Linked DNA regions of Homo sapiens: region 2 is linked to region 1. Evidence: read pairs that join two places in POLR2A ChIA-PET (ENCODE). Cell type or tissue: A673. All regions are shown on one strand. Each heading gives the region's core, and the rest is flanking DNA. Links, peaks and the distances in the headings are about the cores only. Region 1 has its middle 18 kb from the start of MYEOV. Region 2 holds the start of LOC124902704.

Evidence for each region. ChIA-PET counts read pairs that join two places held together with the same protein. Peaks named below come from ENCODE experiments on the same cell type or tissue, not always from the same donor. Only the 100,000 strongest peaks of a DNase experiment are listed, where the experiment ranks them.
Region 2: POLR2A ChIA-PET joins it to region 1 with 16 read pairs; 6 of 35 experiments call an interaction of 5 or more read pairs at or near these places.

What each region holds. Positions count from the first base shown.
Region 1 is chr11:69,308,026-69,316,350 of GRCh38, forward strand. No RefSeq gene overlaps it. Among named protein-coding and RNA genes, the nearest start is that of MYEOV, 18 kb to the left of the region's middle. RefSeq lists enhancers at 2,853-3,352, 3,194-3,423. In A673, for the core only: no CTCF peak of the experiment used is centred there; DNase peaks (open chromatin) are centred at 4,116 and 4,516; H3K27ac peaks cover 6,393 bases.
Region 2 is chr11:69,655,614-69,663,938 of GRCh38, forward strand. LOC124902704 reads right to left here and starts at 2,302. Exons shown (of 1, transcript XM_047427985.1): 1 at 1,585-2,302. The coding sequence starts at 2,302. The coding sequence ends at 1,598. RefSeq lists enhancers at 1-254, 2,134-2,861, 5,241-5,741, 5,742-6,242. In A673, for the core only: CTCF peaks have their summits at 6,569 and 6,769; DNase peaks (open chromatin) are centred at 198, 1,058, 3,168 and 6,578; H3K27ac peaks cover 4,742 bases.

The DNA.
Region 1 (8,325 bases), core at 160-8,159:
TGCCAACAGCACTGCAAAGCATGTGATGTCCCCACCCCTTCCACACGGCATTCAACACCTGACCACTCCCTGCCACAGCCCCAGTCCTCTCTGGTCCAAGCTGCCCTGGCTTCCTGCAGGGGCATCTCCATGGCCCTCGATCTGTTAACATCTGAGCCTCGACCCTGCCCTTCCTCTGCTCACCCTCCAAGGGTTCATCTCAGAGGAGGCAGCAAAGTCCTCTGCGGGCCTGCCCCTCCAACCTCATCTTGCCTCTCCCGACCCTGTTCCTCCACTCCAGCCGCTATGGCATCCCTGCAGCTGCTCATACTTTTGGGGCAGCTGATACCCCAGGCCTTTGCCCTGGCTGGGCCCTCTGCCTGTGACGCTCTTTCCCAGACACCCATGTGATTTGCTTCCTCCTCTTCTTCAAGTCTTTGCTCAAATGAAGGCCTGCACAATGAGCCTTCCCTGGCCCCCTATTTATAGTTGCCTCTCCCAATATTTTGGAGCACTTGGCACCATCTGACATGCTGGGCCTCTGTCCGTGAGCAGGCCAGCTTCTGGGTGGCAGGGATTTGGGCTGTGCATTCCCTGCTCTCACACCACTCCTACAACCATGCCTGGCACGTCATAGGAATGCCAACAAGCCATGTAGGGTGAAGGCGGGAGTAGCCCTGTGGGCTGGGTCATGCGGTCTCCTACATTGTATATGTGCAGAAGCTGCAGCCACGAGGCCTGCTTGAGGTTGCCTGGCTCTTGCTCCTGCGGGTCTGAACCCAGCTAGATGTGACTGTAAGTCCCAGCTTTCCAAAGGCTCCCACTGCCTTAGGTGCACAGTGTGCCACCTAGCACGGGAAGTGGAGCCCGCCAGGCAGCACCTGGGATACGGGCTGCTCCAGGGATGCCCTGGGAGGAGGGGATGGGGATGCATCCCAGGGAAGAGGTTCCTGGGCTATGACGGGGGTGCAACTCAGCTTCCCCTGGGGTCGGGGAGTGGGAAGACCATTCTGAGAGTGGGAACAGCTCTTGCAAACATGGCCGACATGCAGGTTGGGGCAGATTTGGTGATGAGTGCCTTGGGCCTGATTGGAGGTCCCGTGGGGGTGGGTGGCTGTGGGGCCCCCAGGCAGGGCCTGAAGCAGGCGGAGGGGGTGAGTGGGGGGTTCTGATGGGCCACTGGGAGTGGCCTGAAGTGCACTGGAGCAGGAGGTGGCATTGTCCGGATCCTGTTTGAAAGACCCCTTTTCTGATAGAAGGAGGGCAGATTGCCGGGTGAGTCAGGGGTGGTGGCAGCTATCTGGGCAGAGGCTAGTGTGGGGTGGGAGGCGTGAGGCAGATGTGAGAGCTCAAGGAGGGAGACTACATGCAGCTCAGTGACCTGGGTCTCAATGTGTTCCCAGGTTTGCAGCTGGGGCAACTGGAAGCAGGAGAGGGACCTGGAGAAAGGAAGGCAAAGAGGTGGGTTCCTTTTGGGGCACACTGAGGTTGAGCTGCTTAAGAGACTCCCACGGGTGAGGCAGAAGCCTTGAGCTGCTGGGTTAGCAGCTCCGGGCTCAGGGGAGATCTTGGCCAGAGAAAAATTCTGGGGGTCCTAGTATTCACATAGTGACTTCAGCATGGAGGGGGCAAGGTCCCTCCAGAAGCAGGTGTCTGGAGGAGAGAGGGCTATGGCCTCCACTCCAGGCCCAGCTGGCCCCTAACGGACCCTCCCGCCCGCAGCACCTGCCCTCAGGGCCACAGGGGGCTGCTGGCACCTGGCTCGCTGGGAATGCTCCAGAGGTCCCCTGTCTGCTGCTCATGATTTCACAGACTTGGCAACCAGGACAGGATTGCTATTATTTTTCACCAGAAAACAATGTATGGATTTTGGGCTCTTGCTGATGATTCTAGAGGAAAACAGCTGAGAGGATGCGTGTTTTCAAGGGAACATTCCTCTTTGGACTCGGTCCACTCAGTGTCCTCTTGGAAAACCACAGGGAGGGCTGGAAACAGTCTTAGACTCACATGAGGGGGAAAGGGAGACCAGATCCTTCTCCCAGCTCTGCTTGTGGCTCTCTGTGTGATCCCATGAAGAGAGGAGGAGCAGTGACTCTCACCTGAAATGCTCCCAGCCAAACATGGCCTAAACCAAACGGGATGGCCTCCCTGCCCCTATCCTGGTCCTCCATGGGCTGTCCCCATCTCATGGAATGGGGCCAAGCCTCACACATGGGTGTCACACGTCCTTCTGGGGATTCCTGTCCCTTGTATCTCTTGAATCAGGCTCTTAGATTCTTCTGCTTCATTCCATCATTGTAACCTCCTTCCACGACTCTCAAATCCGTCTCCTTCTCCATATCTCCACTGCCGTCCCTATGTTCCTCTCTGCCTTTGGCTCTGCACGGTACGAGCAGGTGGTCTCTGTCCAGCCAATGTGGGCCCTTTGCACACTGGTGTGAGTGCTTCTAAGTCTCGTTCCAGCTCTCAGTTCGGCCTCTCCCAATCTCCTTGTGTCTTCCCACAGCATGTGGGAAAAGACTAGGAGGACGGCACTGGGGCCACAAAGATAAGTCCATTGTCCCTGCACTCCAGGGATCTGAGCCCCGTGGGCCCCCGGCATGAGTATAATGTGGAAAGGAAGCCTGCGGAAAGGCTCCAAGAGGACGGTACGTTAGAACTGGGTCTCGAGACATGGGTGTCTGGGCCGTAGGGGTGCAGAAACCAGGTCCTGACTTGGCCTGGATGCAAGTGCCAGGGGCTGTTCTGTCTCTGTCAGCTCCAGGACCATTCAGGGGTGGCACAGAGCTTGGGAAGGAATGAATAACAGTCCTGGACATTATGCCAACATTCAGTGAGTGCCTACTGTGTGATCCAGTAGACCCTGGGTGATGTATTAACTTGCCAGTCCTCCCAGTAACCCAGATTAGTCCCAGTCTGCAGACGTGGAGGTGGAAGCTCAGAACAGTTCGGTCACTTGCTTGAGGCCACACAGCGAGGGGGGCAAAGCCAGGCCACCTGCTCCAGAGCCTAGGCATGGATGGGGGTGGAGGGGAGTCCTGAGCCGGGGGGTTCTTTGCTGCCTTTGGGCAGGGTGGGCACAGAGGTCCCAGTCTCGCTCTTGGCCACGCCGAGTGCTCCCTTCCGCTGACTGTGGCTGTAGTACCGACAGGTGTCTCTATTGATGCTACAGCCCCCACCTTTCATTGTCTCTGGGACAAAGGCTCCTCGGGCTCCTAGCTTTGGGACAAGACTGTGGCTGCTCCCTGCCATTGGCTAGGCCTCCCACTGGGGCCTCCTGCCCACTACCTCCCCATGCCTTGTGGCAAGCCTGTGAGTCAGCGTACCCATTTCACAGCAGGGACACAGAAAGCCCCTGAAACCAGGGACTTTCCCAGCACAAGAGTGTCCAAGACTAGAATCCAACTTTGTCTCGGTCCAGCCACCTGCAGAGTGACCCATGCGGATAGTTGTCAGCCCTTGCTGAGCCATCCTTTGTTTCCTGTTCATACTTTCCCATAAGTCACAGAATCCTCCAGGCAACCCAGTGATGTAGGCACTGTCACTATTCCTTCCTACAGACCTGGAAACTGAGTCACAAAAAGCAAGCTGCTTTCCCAGACCCCACTGCTCTGCTAGGTGGAGGCCAAGCTCGTGTGTGAACCCAGACCGCTGCTCTGAACTTCTCCACACCACACTGTGTAGAGGAAATAAGAGCTGGGAGACTTCTGCCTTCAGGGACTGTGTTTTTCCAAGAAGCCTGGAGGAAAGGATCTAACATTTATTGAGCACCTACTAAGTGCTGGCTGATCTCATAGCATTACTTTGCAAAGTGAATATTCTTCATCTTATTTTATAGATGAGGAAATGAGACTCAAGGAAGCAATATTGACTTGTTCCAGGTCGCCTAGCTAGTGAGGACGCGAGGAGAGGCAAGACTCTCCCCAGCCTGGGACCCCAGGGACCCTGCTAGTGAGGACGCCTGCTCCAAGCCTGGCCCCTCCAGGGAGGCTAGCTCTCACTAGCAGGGCAGCCTCCTTCCTTCTCCCTCCTTCCCGCCTCGGGAGAATTAAGTGGTAAATGTTTTCAAAGTCAACTGTCAAAAGAAAATGGTTAGAGGAAGGAAATGTGCAATTAGGAGCTTCAGAGTAATTTTCATCGTGTGGTTTGAGCTCGACTGTAAACACTCAGGAAGGAGAGAACGCGGCTGTTTCCCCCCCGGCTGGTTTCCTGCCAACTCTGCTGAGTCCCAGAACCGGGTGGGCTCCAGGCTGAGGCACTAGCAGGGAGGCCGGTGGGCAGCCAGCCTTGGACTGGGGAGGTGCTGGGGGCTGTGGGACACTCCCATTCCCAAGAGAAGCTTCTTCCAGCAGAATGTGCCGGCATTACAGAAAGGAAATATTAACATTATAATTATAATTCTGTTTATTTAATTAAGTTATTAAACAGGCCCAGCTTGGGGCGGGGCAGGGGGGAGAAAAAAAAAAAAACAACCCATAGTTTCATTCTAATTGTTTCTCCCAGGATGTAATTAGAGCCTTATAGAAGGAGTCAGAGCCAGAGAAGGCAGGGGCTCTGCCAGGCTGGGTCCAGGCCTGGTGCACAGCTCCGGGCAGGCTGGGCCTGGGGGAGTGGAAGGTAGAGGCTGGCTGTGGGAATGCAGCCTCTATGAGGGCTGGAACTCAGGCCTGTGTCCCCATGCCTGGCATGTACTAGGTGCTCAAGAAATAGTTGTGGAATAATTGCCTAGTGGACTTTGAGCAAGCAGAAAGGGCTGGTGGAGTGACTTTCTCAGCTGCCCTAAAGACATTCAGCAGATGATTTTTCTAGAAGGGATGCAGCAGCCTCCTCCTGGGGCTGCTCTTGGCCATTACCTCTGCTCTGACCTCCCTGGTGGCCCACCGTGGCTTGCAGGTGACCACACCGAGCAGCCTGTCTTAGATTGAGACCTTCACCTCTTCCTTCTGTGCCCTGGTCACTGTGGGCTGAGCCCTGGGGCAGAACAAACAAATGTCACCAGCTCCCAGGCTCCAGTGTGGAGGCTGCCCCTGTGCATCCCAAAGGGACGGGAGTATGAGGGCCCCAAAGGGTTCAGGAGGCTAAAACCCCTACTCCAGGTCCCCCAGTCTGAGAAGCCCTTTCTGGGACCTTGGACCAGGCCCAGCAGAGCCCCTCTTGAGGGGGCCAAGGGAGGCGCTGGCCCTGAACAGCCTCCAGATCCGGTCCTGTGCCCCTCGCGCTGACAGCTGCCCACAGGCTCCATGCAGAACCTCCCGTCAGACGGGAAGTGTCTTGTTCCAGCTGGCACGGCTTTATCGAACAGTCCTGGCTTTGTAAGTGTGGACAGCTGCGGGGAGAGGAGCTGGCTCTGGGGAGGTGTGGGGGCCGGGTCGGGGGCTAGACTGGGGAAGCTGAGGAGTGGGAGGTCAAAGCCAGCAGCATCTGCAAGTGGGTTGGGGGCCATGAAGGTTTGGTTTAGGGGGCATCCCCTGGAAAGCCGAGCCCCTAAACAGGAAGATGGGATGGGAGGCCAAATTGGGGAATGACCATGAAAGAGAGAGAGGTGTGTGGGGGGGAAGATGGGAGGGGCTGACGTGGCCTCCAGCGCTTGCTCAGCTCTGGTACAGTCAAGAAGCTGTCTTCATATGGGCCACACTGAGGCACCACAAAACCAACAACTTCAGAGAGATGGTAGGGCTTCTATATGCCACCTACCCACCCATCCACCCATTCACCCACTCATCCACCCACACATCCATCCATCCATCCATCCATCCACCCATCCACCCATCCATCCATCCATCCATCCATCCATCCATCCATCCATCCATTCATCCATCCATCCATCCATCCATCCATCCATCCATCCATCCATTCATCCATCCATTCGTCCATCCACGCATCCATTCATCCATCCATCCATCCATCCATTCATCCATCCATCCCCCCCATCCATCTAACCACTCATTCACACACACACACATATCCATCCATCCATCCATCCATCCACCCATCCATCCATCCACCCATCCATCCATCCACTCATTCGCCCATCCATCCACCCACCCATCCACCCATTGGTCCATCCATCCACCCATCCATCCATCCATCCATCCATCCACCCACCCTTCGGACTCATCCACTCATCCATCCACCCCTCCTTGTACCCATCCATCTACTAGTACATCTATCCATCCATCCATCCATCCATCCATCCATCCATCCATTCATCCATTCACCCATCCATCCACTAATTCATCCATCCATCCATCCATCCATTCATCCACTCAACCATCCATCCTTCCATCCATCCAACATTCATACAAGACTTGCACTAGGGCACATCTTCTACTGGCCTCCAAAGACCCAGAAAATAATCAAATTGTCCCTGCCCTGTTGGGCATATATAGACACTTCCAGTGTGTATATATGAGCAGTGGAGGCAGGGGAGACAGAAGACAAATAAATCCCCCTGATAGGTCAGGAAACTTCTATAACTAAGAAGATGTAAACCCACCCACTCACCCTAAGCCTCAATTTCTCATCTGAAAAGTGGGGATAAGGTAGTGCAATGGTGAACTGCTATAGTGTTAGATGAGATGATAGACACAAGGTATTTGTTACTGTGCCTGGCATGGAAGGTGCTAAGTAACTGTTATGATTATTTTTAGCATCACCATTTCCATCATTATTCTCTCTGTCTGAAGAGAATAGGAGGATGAGAGTGGGCAGTTTAGGAAAGCCTTCTCAAGTGGGGTCATTTGGACTGGGTGTTGAAGGATGAGTAGGAGTTCATTGGGTACTAGTATTGTGCTTCCCCACTAGCAGCCCACATTCATACTACACTCATCCCTGCCTTTGCATCATACTTCTCACCCTTACTCCTCCTCCCCAAGGCCCCCTTCCTTTAGGTCCACCTCTAACCCTAACTCCTCCAGGAAGACTTCTTGCCTACCCCAGGCATTATCTTGCTCCTTCCTCTTGTCTTGTGGCACAAAGATCACACCACACATCAGGCCCTCAGAACTTCATTCTGAATTTTGAAATGCTTCAGCTGACTCTTCAGGATGGGGCAGAGTCTTCTCCTCAAATCCCTTATATCTGGAGCCTCAGAGCTGGATAAATTTGTTGACTCTGCCCCAGGGGACAGCCAACAGTGACCAGGGCACAGAAGAAAGAGGTGAAGGTCTAAATCTAAGTCCCAAGAAGGTGTAGACCTATCTACAAACAGGAGCAGCCTCCTAGGACTTTGCCTGCATCTGCCTACAAGGTTAATGCAGTTCCTACCTGGAGCAGCTCACAGTATAAGGAACAGAGGGAAGAGGAGGACAAGGCTGGGAGTTTCTCTAGCATAGATTTCATGTCCTGGTTAAACTTGGGTCTTCAGCACCAAGCACAGAGTGGGGGCTAAGAATCATTGGATGGATGGGTATGTAGGTGTATGTGTATGGTTAGAAGGATGCATGGAAGGATAAGTACATGGATGGATATATGGATGGATGGATGGATAATGGTTGGATAAATGGATGATGGATAACTGAATAGGTGGGTGGATGGGTGATGGATGGACAGTTGGATGTGTGGATGATGGACAGATGATTAGATGAATAAGTGGAAAGTTAAACAATACAACTAGAATCTTTAGATTCTGATTAAACCATAGAAGCAGGAACTTTGAGACTGTATAGATCAACCCAAATTAATTTACCTGATCAGTGCTTCTGAGTGTCTCTTTTTGCCAGATATTGTATGAGGTGCTGGGGATACCACAGGGAACAAGATACAATCCATGACCTCATGGAGCTTGGCATCTAGTTGAGAAGCTAGGAAATATGCAAATAAAGCCCAAACAAAATGTTTTAAAGGTGATGACTGCCTGAAGCTTACTGGGGGGCACTTTAGTTAGGGGCATCAGGGAGAGTTGATGAGAGGATAAGATTGGAACTGAGGACTGAATGGCAAGAGTCAGCTGTATGAAGATCTGGGGAAGACATGAGAACAGTAAGTGCACTGGTCCTGAGGCAGGAGCAAAGTTGGACTTGTTCAATAATGTAAAAAGATTTGAGTACTTGGAGTGGAATAAGAGAGGGAGCTGTGGCCTGAAATAGCAATAGAGAAACAGGACAGGGCAGATCACACTGGACTTTGTAGGCCATGGCCAGAGGCATGGATTTTGTTCTGTGTAGGTTGGAAGGCACAGGAGGGTGTTAAACAGGAGGAGGAATGGTCTGAGTTCTGTAAAGGATCACTGTGGCTACTCCATGGGGCTATACAGAAAGGCACGTGAGGGGAAAGCAGGAAGGCAGTGAGAGGGCATCACCATGGACCAGGCTAGAGAGGGAGGTAGTGCAGCTGGGGAGATGGGGC
Region 2 (8,325 bases), core at 33-8,032, 350 kb after region 1:
AAGGTGCCCCTGACAGGTCACATCAGAAAGAGCTCAAGGGACAGTCGGAGCCAGAGGTGACACTGGTGGCCACTCGGGTGGCTCACAAGGCCCAGCTCCTCCTTGCTCCTGGGCAAATTACTCTGAAGGCAGGGACCAGGTCTGCACCATTGCGGCTCTCCAGTTCCAGGCAATGGCCAGGTCCTGTGTCAGGGCTGGGGTCCTAGGGAAGCCATGTCCCCACCCCCGGCCTGCAGCTGGGTTTACATTCATCCCCCGAGAGCACATGGGTGTAGCAGGAGGCCTGTGCAGAGAGCTCCGACCATCGCACAGGGCACCTTTGGTTGTTTCACGGAGCAGGCAAGGGAGCCATCGGATCCTGTTAGGTTTGAGCAAGGATGTGGGGAAGAAGCTGGAGAGCCACTTTGCCATGCAGGGAGAGGAGCACATGGGTCTAGGGATCTACTTTAGTGTTTGGAAGGTTTTTTAAGATGAAAGAGGGATGTGTAGGCTGATAGGTCTGGCAGAGCCAAAAGGCAGCGACATGTCTACTGGGAGAGATGGAGCTGAGCGCGGGGCTCAGGCAGGGTGGCAGGGCAGGGCCGGGGCCCTGGGTGGGTCAGGTGGGTTCACAGCCAAGTGTGTAGAGAGGGCTTGGGCCCAGAGTGAAGCAGTTGCAAGCTCTCCCACAACCCATTCTCTCTGTCTCGGCATCTGTGGCATCCCGTGATGGGTGGGTCTGTACACACCCCACCCCTGGCTGTGCCACAATGGGGGTGTCTGTACACCCCTCACCCCTGGCTGTGCCACGATGGGGGGGTCTGTACACCCCCCATCCCTGGCTGTGCCACGATGGGGGGTTCTGTACATCCCCCAGTGATGGGTGGGTCTATACATCGTGGTTATGCCACGAGCTCCAAGGCTGTATCAGTCCGTTTTCACACTGCTAACAAAGACATACCCGAGACTGGGTAATTTATAAAGAAAAAGAGGTTTAATAGACTCACAGTTCTACGTAGCTGGGAGGCCTCACCATCACGGCGGAAGGCGAAAGGCCCGTCTTCCATGGCAGCAGGCAAGAGAGAATGAGACTCAAGTGAAAGGGGAAACCCCTATAAAACCATCAGATCTGCTGAGACTTGTTCACCACCATGGGAACAGTATAGGGGAAACTGCCCCATGATTCAATCACCTCCCACCGGGTCCCTCCCACAACACGTGGGAATTATGGGAGCTACAATTCAAGATGAGATTTGGGTGGGGACACAGCCAAACCATATCAAAGGCATCGTCTGGCCACTCTAGGCCCTTGTTCCCAACTCTCAAACTCCACTGACATCACCTCTGTGCCTGCAACCCCTCCTGGGATTCAGTGGAGACCTCGTCCCTTGTTGGAGTATCTGCGCTACCCAGAGGGTGATGGTAAAAACTGACCTTTGAGGAACTTCAGAGACAAAGCCTTCCGCAGTCAGCTCTCCCTGCAGCCCCTTCGCAGAAGCCTGTCCTCACACGCCCGCCACCCCTACCTGCCCTGCCTCCTGGCCCATCTCCCTGCAGCCAGACAGTCCTCATCCATTCTTCATCCTCTGCCCCCAACCCCCAGCCTTCCTATCTCCCTTCAGCTCCGTCCAAGGTCCCTGGGACTCAGCCCCATCTCTCCCCAGCCTTGACCCCAATAAGCTCGATGTCTTTGCCCAGGAGCTCCTGACACACCAGACTGCATCCAGCTTCCTGTTCTGCGCTTGGCCCACCGCCTCGGTCCACAGGAACCTTCATCTCTGCTCTGACTGTAAGGATGGGCTCTCTGAGGGCTTCCCCACCCCACAGCAGGCAGGTGGTTCTGGGAGTCTGGGATTGTCATGCCTGGGCACCTTCCTGCTCTGGCTGAGCCCCTCCAGGACGGAAATCTCCCAGATTTCTCTCTGCCTCCGTCTCCCCACCCTGGCATACAGTGGGTCCTAGGAAGGGGGCCGAATGGAAGGGAGGTCGTGTCGGCTCCTACAGGGCAGCCCCAAGCTGCTGGGCTGAGGTGCAGAGCCATGGGTCCAGCCTGACCCGCATGCCGGGAGCTGATTCCATGGCTGGAAGGGTCGGGGGTTCCCCAGGAGCCCAGACAGCACCTAGAGTTGTCACAAGGAGTGAAAGGCCCTGAGGGGACAGAGGAAGGAGGCTGGGCAGAGTGGGCACGTGGACTTCGGACCGCGCTTGTGGGATAACAGTGGCTAGGGCTGTGCAGAGGGTGGTGCACTGCCCATGGGAGTCCAGAGAAGCCAGGTCCAGTGGCAGTGGCATGCATCCGGCAATCCCTCCGGCTACCCTGCATGCAGCGTGACCCTCCTTGAAGCACCCCAGGAAGCAGTCACAGCCTCGCTCTGCCCAGCATTGGGGGCCTGGCCTCTGAATCTGGTGGGGAAGGCTGTGTTGCCTGCTGGCACCCGCTCTATCACCAGTCCCACCATAAGGCTAGTCCCCAAAGTCAGCACTGCAGCCAGGGCCAGCGAGGGCCAGCAAGGGCAGGCCTGTGCAGGGGCTGCAGCGTGGGGTGTGCGTCCCGCACTCTGGGCCAGCCTCGCAGCTCACAGGGCTCTGTCATCCCAGGAATGTCTTTGATCAAGAGTTTATGCAAGACGAGGAAAGCAAGCCCAGGACCTCTAATCCGTTCCCACAGTCCCCTGCCCGCCAGGGCCCCACAAGCCCAGCGCCACACCGCCAGGCCTGAGCAGACAATAGCAGGCGGACGGGTGGGCGGGCAGCTCTGGGGCCGCTGGCCTTGGGGCCCACATCCGGGAGCATTGTCACCGCCACTCACGAGGGCACACAAGGAGGGCTGGGGAAGAGAGAATGCAGAGCCCTCTGCTGAAGGGGCTTCGGTGGGCCTTGAGCCTTTCAAAGACGGCGGTGTCCATTAATCCTTTTAATTTGCACCTAGCGGCAGCTGAGACAAGCCTCTCAACCGGCAGCCACTTTAAGAGCTGAGTGGTCTAACCCGAGGATCAGCTCCTATTCCAGACCCTGGGCCCTCTGAGCCTGTCGAGGCAGTCCTCCTTGCCTTTGTTTAATCACGGGAGGAATCGCAGCTGGAGGTTACTGAGCACGCACTGTGTGCCTTGTGCTCAACACCGAACACAGTTTCTCTCTGAGTTTTGCAACGACCCCATGGGTTGGTGACAGGGAGGGGACACTCTGGTGGCAGCCACAGACACAGCCCTGCCCTCCCAGAGCCTACACTCTCCCGCACACAATCATCCCATCTGCTAGGTCAGGGATTGGCAGGTTTTCTGGAAAGGGCCACAGAGAGAGGCTTCAGGCTTTGTGGGCCACAGGTTCTCTTGCCCTGTGCAAAAGCAGCTGCAGCCGCTCTGTGAATGAGTGAGCATGGCTGTGTGCCAATAAAGCTTTATTTACAAAAATAGGCAGCAGACTGGATTCAGGCTGAGGGTGGTAGTTTGCCGACCCCTGTTGTAGATGAGTAAACCGAGGCCCAGAGAGGTAAAGTAACTGAGCCAGGACTGCACAGCTAGTGTGTGACCAAGCCAGCCTGGTGGGTCAGCCTCATGGAGAAGAAAAGGCTCAAGCTTCAAAAAGGGAAATGCACGGAGGCTTCATTGGGCCATTTGCAGCCAGGCCCCACGCACACAGCTCAGGGCCCTGCTTCGCCAGCTCCACCTGTTTCGAGGCTCCCAGTAGGTTGCCCCTGCGGGCGGCACTGTGTCTTGGCTGCTGGCCTGGAGAAGGGCAGCCAAACAGGCCGGCAGTGGACATCTGAGGGTGACCAGCTGTTTAAAAAGAAAACTCACCGGCATGTATAGGCACACATTAAGCACACACGTTTTGGAGTAAAAGGCCCTGGGGTTGGATCTCGGATCTGCAGCTTTCCAGCTGTGCGGCCTCATTTCTCTGGGCCTCAATGTTCACACCTATAACATGGGGAAATCCTGCAAGAACACAGCCCATGATGGGGAGTCGTCTCCATCTCCTACTCACGACAACGACCAGCACAGAACGGGGGCTCCATAAATCTCTGTCAATAACTGAATTCTTTCTGGGGTGCTGAGGATTCTATGGCTCAATGTGTGTGAAGCACTGCTGAGCACCGAGCTTGGGGTGCAGTGATCACTCAGGGAACGCCATCATCCCCTCGGCGCATCCGCATAATCACCATCAGCATTCCATGCACTGCCCAGGTCTGGAAGCACAGGCCTCCATGCCACGGCGGCCGCCTGGGTGGTGGCACCAAAGCCGATCTTACTTCCCTCCTTTGGCACATTAAGTAGACAGTTCTGGGTCTTCTTGACACCACGGATGCCCCCTCCTGGTGTTGACAGCACCCAGACTTTGCTCCAGGGAACCACCATTCCCAGATCTGTGGTTTGAGTGGGACCGAACCCATCCCCAGCTCCAGGCCAGGTCTTCATAGGCTGAAACCCAACTGCACATCCACACCCACCAGAAGAGCAGCAAGTTAATGGATGGGTGAGAAATCAAATAGAGCCATTGAGTCTTGAGGAGACATTTTCTGGAGCTTCTGAAAAAGATAATGCTTCCCCCTTCCTTAGGATTCCCAGCAGGGAAACACAAGCCCAGGGGTGGCACTGCCCCCCTGCAGCCCTAAGGGAAGACTGAGCTGCTCCCAGGACCTCACAGGGGAGGCTGAGCGTAAGGCCAGCCCTGAGGGAAAGCAGGGAATGGGTCTCCAGACAAACTGCTGGATCAAGCCTCTCCTGAAGTCATCCCCCTTTTGTTCCAGAAGCCAATCATTGTCCTTCATTAAGTCAGTTTGATATGGGCACTGTGTCATTTGGTTTTCAAAGACACTTAACTATTACAGCTTGTGTGTGTTTTCTTTTTTTTTTTTTGAGACGGAGTCTCACTCTCGCCCAGGCTGGAGTGCAGTGGCCTGCTCTCGGCTCACTGCAAGCTCTGCCTCCCGGATTCACGCCATTCTCCTGCCTCAGCCTCTCGAGTAGCTGGGACTACAGGCGCCCGCTACCACGCCCAGCTAATTATTTGTATTTTAGTAGAGACCGGGTTTCACCGTGTTAGCCAGGATGGTCTCGATCTCCTGACCTCGTGATCCACCCGCCTCGGCGTCCCAAAGTGCTAGGATTACAGGCGTGAGCCACCGCACCCGGCCGCTTGTGTGTGTTTTCTACCTCTTCTAGATCTAACATGTTATGATTGATATAAACAACAGGAGCGACTGACAAAGTTACCATGTGATCTTGGAATTTCAACATGCCTGTCTTGCTTAGCTGGGAGTTCCACAGGGTCAGGGAATGACTCCTCTTGGGGCCACCAGTGCCCAGAAGTATGCCTAGAACTGCTCTGTCTGAAGGGACAGGTCCCTCTTCCATGGCACACACTCTGTGTGTAACAGAGCACACGTGTGACCAAACTGACCTGGAGAAAGGGCCTGACCACATCCATATCCCAAGTTCTGAGGCCGGATAGTGCCTGCAGGGGCTGAGACCAGGGGAGAGGCTCAAGCCAGCCTTCTCTGGTGGACCCTGACTCAGTCCTCTGTGCAGGGCAGCTGCGCCTCCCAGAAGGCAGAGGCCTCTTGGAGAGTGAGCCTTGCGGTCACAGCGCCTTTCGGGGGCTCCCGCCACTTGCCCTCAGTGGCGGCTGAGACCTGGGGGAGTCCAGGCAAATCCCTGAGGAGGCCCCACATGCAAGGCCAGAAGTGTCTGGATGGTGTGGCCGGCACCCTTACCCTCCAGACCAGCAAACGAAGCCCAGGCAGGGAGAGGGGCCTTGTAGTTTTCTGTGGCTGCTGTAATGAATTTTCACACACTCAGCAGCTTAAAACAACCAACATTTCTCTCATAGTTCCAGAGGCCAGCAGTGTCTGCAGTGCCCGCTCTCTCCCAGCTTCTGGTGGTTTCGGGCGACCTTCGGCTCTTCTCAGCTGGTCCATGCGCAGCTCCAAACTCGGCCTCTGTCCTCACAGGGCTATCGGCCCCATGTCTTCACGTGGCAGTCTCTCCTCTGTGCCACTGGCTCCCGTCCCCTTAAAAGGACACCAGTCATATTGGACGAAGGGGCCACCCTACTCTAGTATGACCTCACCTTAACTTACATCTTTTTTTTTGGGGGGGGACAAAGTCTTGCTCTGTTGCCTGAGCTGGAGTGCAGTGACGTGATCTCAGCTCACTGCAACCTCCGCCTCCCGGGTTTAAGTGATTCTCTTGCCTCACTCAGCCTCCCGAGTAACTGGGAAATACAGGCACCACCATCATGCCTGGCTAATTTTTAAATTATTATTCTTTTTAGTAGAGAGAGGGTTTCACTGTGTTGGCCAGGCTGGTCTCCAACTCCTGACTTCGTGATCCACCTACCTTAGCCTCCCAAAGTGCTGGGATTACAGGCGTGAGCCACTTCGCCTGGCCCAATTTACATCTTAAAAAAATCTACAAAGACCCTATTTCCTATTTCCAAGTAAAGTCACAGAAGCTAAAGTACCAGAAGCTAGGACTTCAACGTTTCCTTTTGCGGATACAATTCAATTTGCAACAGACTTGGGCTCTCAAAGCCTGGAAGCAGCCTCCACAGTCCCCTCGAATTTCAGGGGCACATACTCACTGGAACCAGCAGAGGGACATCAATCCATGAGCCTCTAGCTCAGCAAGCATCACATACTCTACATGTTCAGGTATCGCCTGAGATAAAGGCTTCCATCCCTGCAACCCAAGCCCAGCTGCTCTGGTAAAGGGTGCCAGAGAGACACAGCCAAGGCGTTATCCTGATGGGGGTGTCACCAAGGGGTAGACGCCAAGGCCTCGATGCCACCTGAGTTTACCAGCCGGGGAGAGTTAAGAAAAAGTGTATGCGCAAGGAGCGGCTTTCCTTCTTGGAAGTTAATCTGAGAGGTCCCAGCGGAACCCTTAGTCACGCTGGCTTGGACAACTCACTGAACCCTTGAGGCCTGGCTCCTCGCCTGCAGGCCCCGTGTCCTGTGAAGCACCAAACACAGTGACCCATTTTTCTCAGATCTTAAGAACTCTGTGACTTCAGTTTCCTGAGTCACAAACCAGTTCCTCATTTGATTCATTAAGGACCAGAATAACGGTGGGAATTAGGATAAGCTTGCGTGATCATGACACTTTTTGGTATCTCCAGATTACGTTGGCGTTTTCAGGTAGAGTGGGAGAGACTTCTCCGCGGTGTTGTGAGGCCAGATGAACGCTCGCAAAGCTCAGTACGAAGGTCATCTCCTCCTTTGCCCACCTTCTCATTCCCTCCCCTCCCCTGGGCTCCCAAAGTGCCAGAGGCGTCGCTAGGAGAGACCTGCTCACGGGGTCTGGGGCAGCTAAAGACCCATCCAGGCACTGCCTCTCCTACAGGCTGCCAGCATGGATCCTTTTCCATAAATTCATCTGCTTTTGCCTCAATCTGGCCTCAGTCTGCTAGATCAGGGGGTCCCCCATCCCCAGGCTGTGGACCGGCACCAGTCCATGACCAGTTAGGAACCGGGCCCCACAGCAGGAGGTGAGCAGCAGACAAGAGAAGATTACCGCCCGAGCTCCGCCTCCTGTTAGATCAGCAGCGGCATTCGATTCTCATAGGAGCGGGAACCCTATTGTGAATTGCACACGTGAGGGATGTAAGGTGCGTGCTCCTTACAAGAATCTAATGCCTGATGATCTGAGGTGGAACAGTTTCATCCCCAAACCATCCCCCACCACCAAGCCCTGTCCATGGAAAAACTGTCTTTCACAAAACCAGTCCCTGGTGTCAAAAAGGCTGGGGACTGCTGTGCCAGATGCAAGACTGGTCCTGAAGACAGGCTGCAAATTCCCAGAAAAACAAGCCTCTGCATTGACGAAGAAGACATGTCTAAAATAACGGCCTCAGGAAGCGAATCGTTCATGCAACCTGCTCAAGCCCTGCTGCGCCCCATCAAGCCTGAAGTTGGCCACTTACTGTGACCACTAGACTTGTTCTCAGCCGGGCCTCATATCTCTGCAAAGTGAGGGTGGTAGCCCTGCCTCCAGCACTGGTGGATAATCCTGGTAAAGGGCAGGCCACCAGCAGCCACTCAGCAAATAGGCCTCTTGTCCCTTCTTCCATATCTCATCATTCTTTTCTTGCCACTGGTTAGAGAAAAAAATGTCAAGGGGTGAATGTAAAATAAAGTGAAATGTGGTCGTGTTTTAGGACAGCAGTGTGGCCCTTGGGCAGTTCCCTTTGGCCATCCAGTGACTCTGAGAGGTGATTCCAAAGTGGAGAGTTCAGTGGAGGACTGACTACTCTTGCTTGTGCCTAGATGTTAACATTCTAGAAAAAACTAATTGAAATAACTTCAACTTTTACATGAAATGGCTTTCTCTTCTCCCGAGTCCCAAT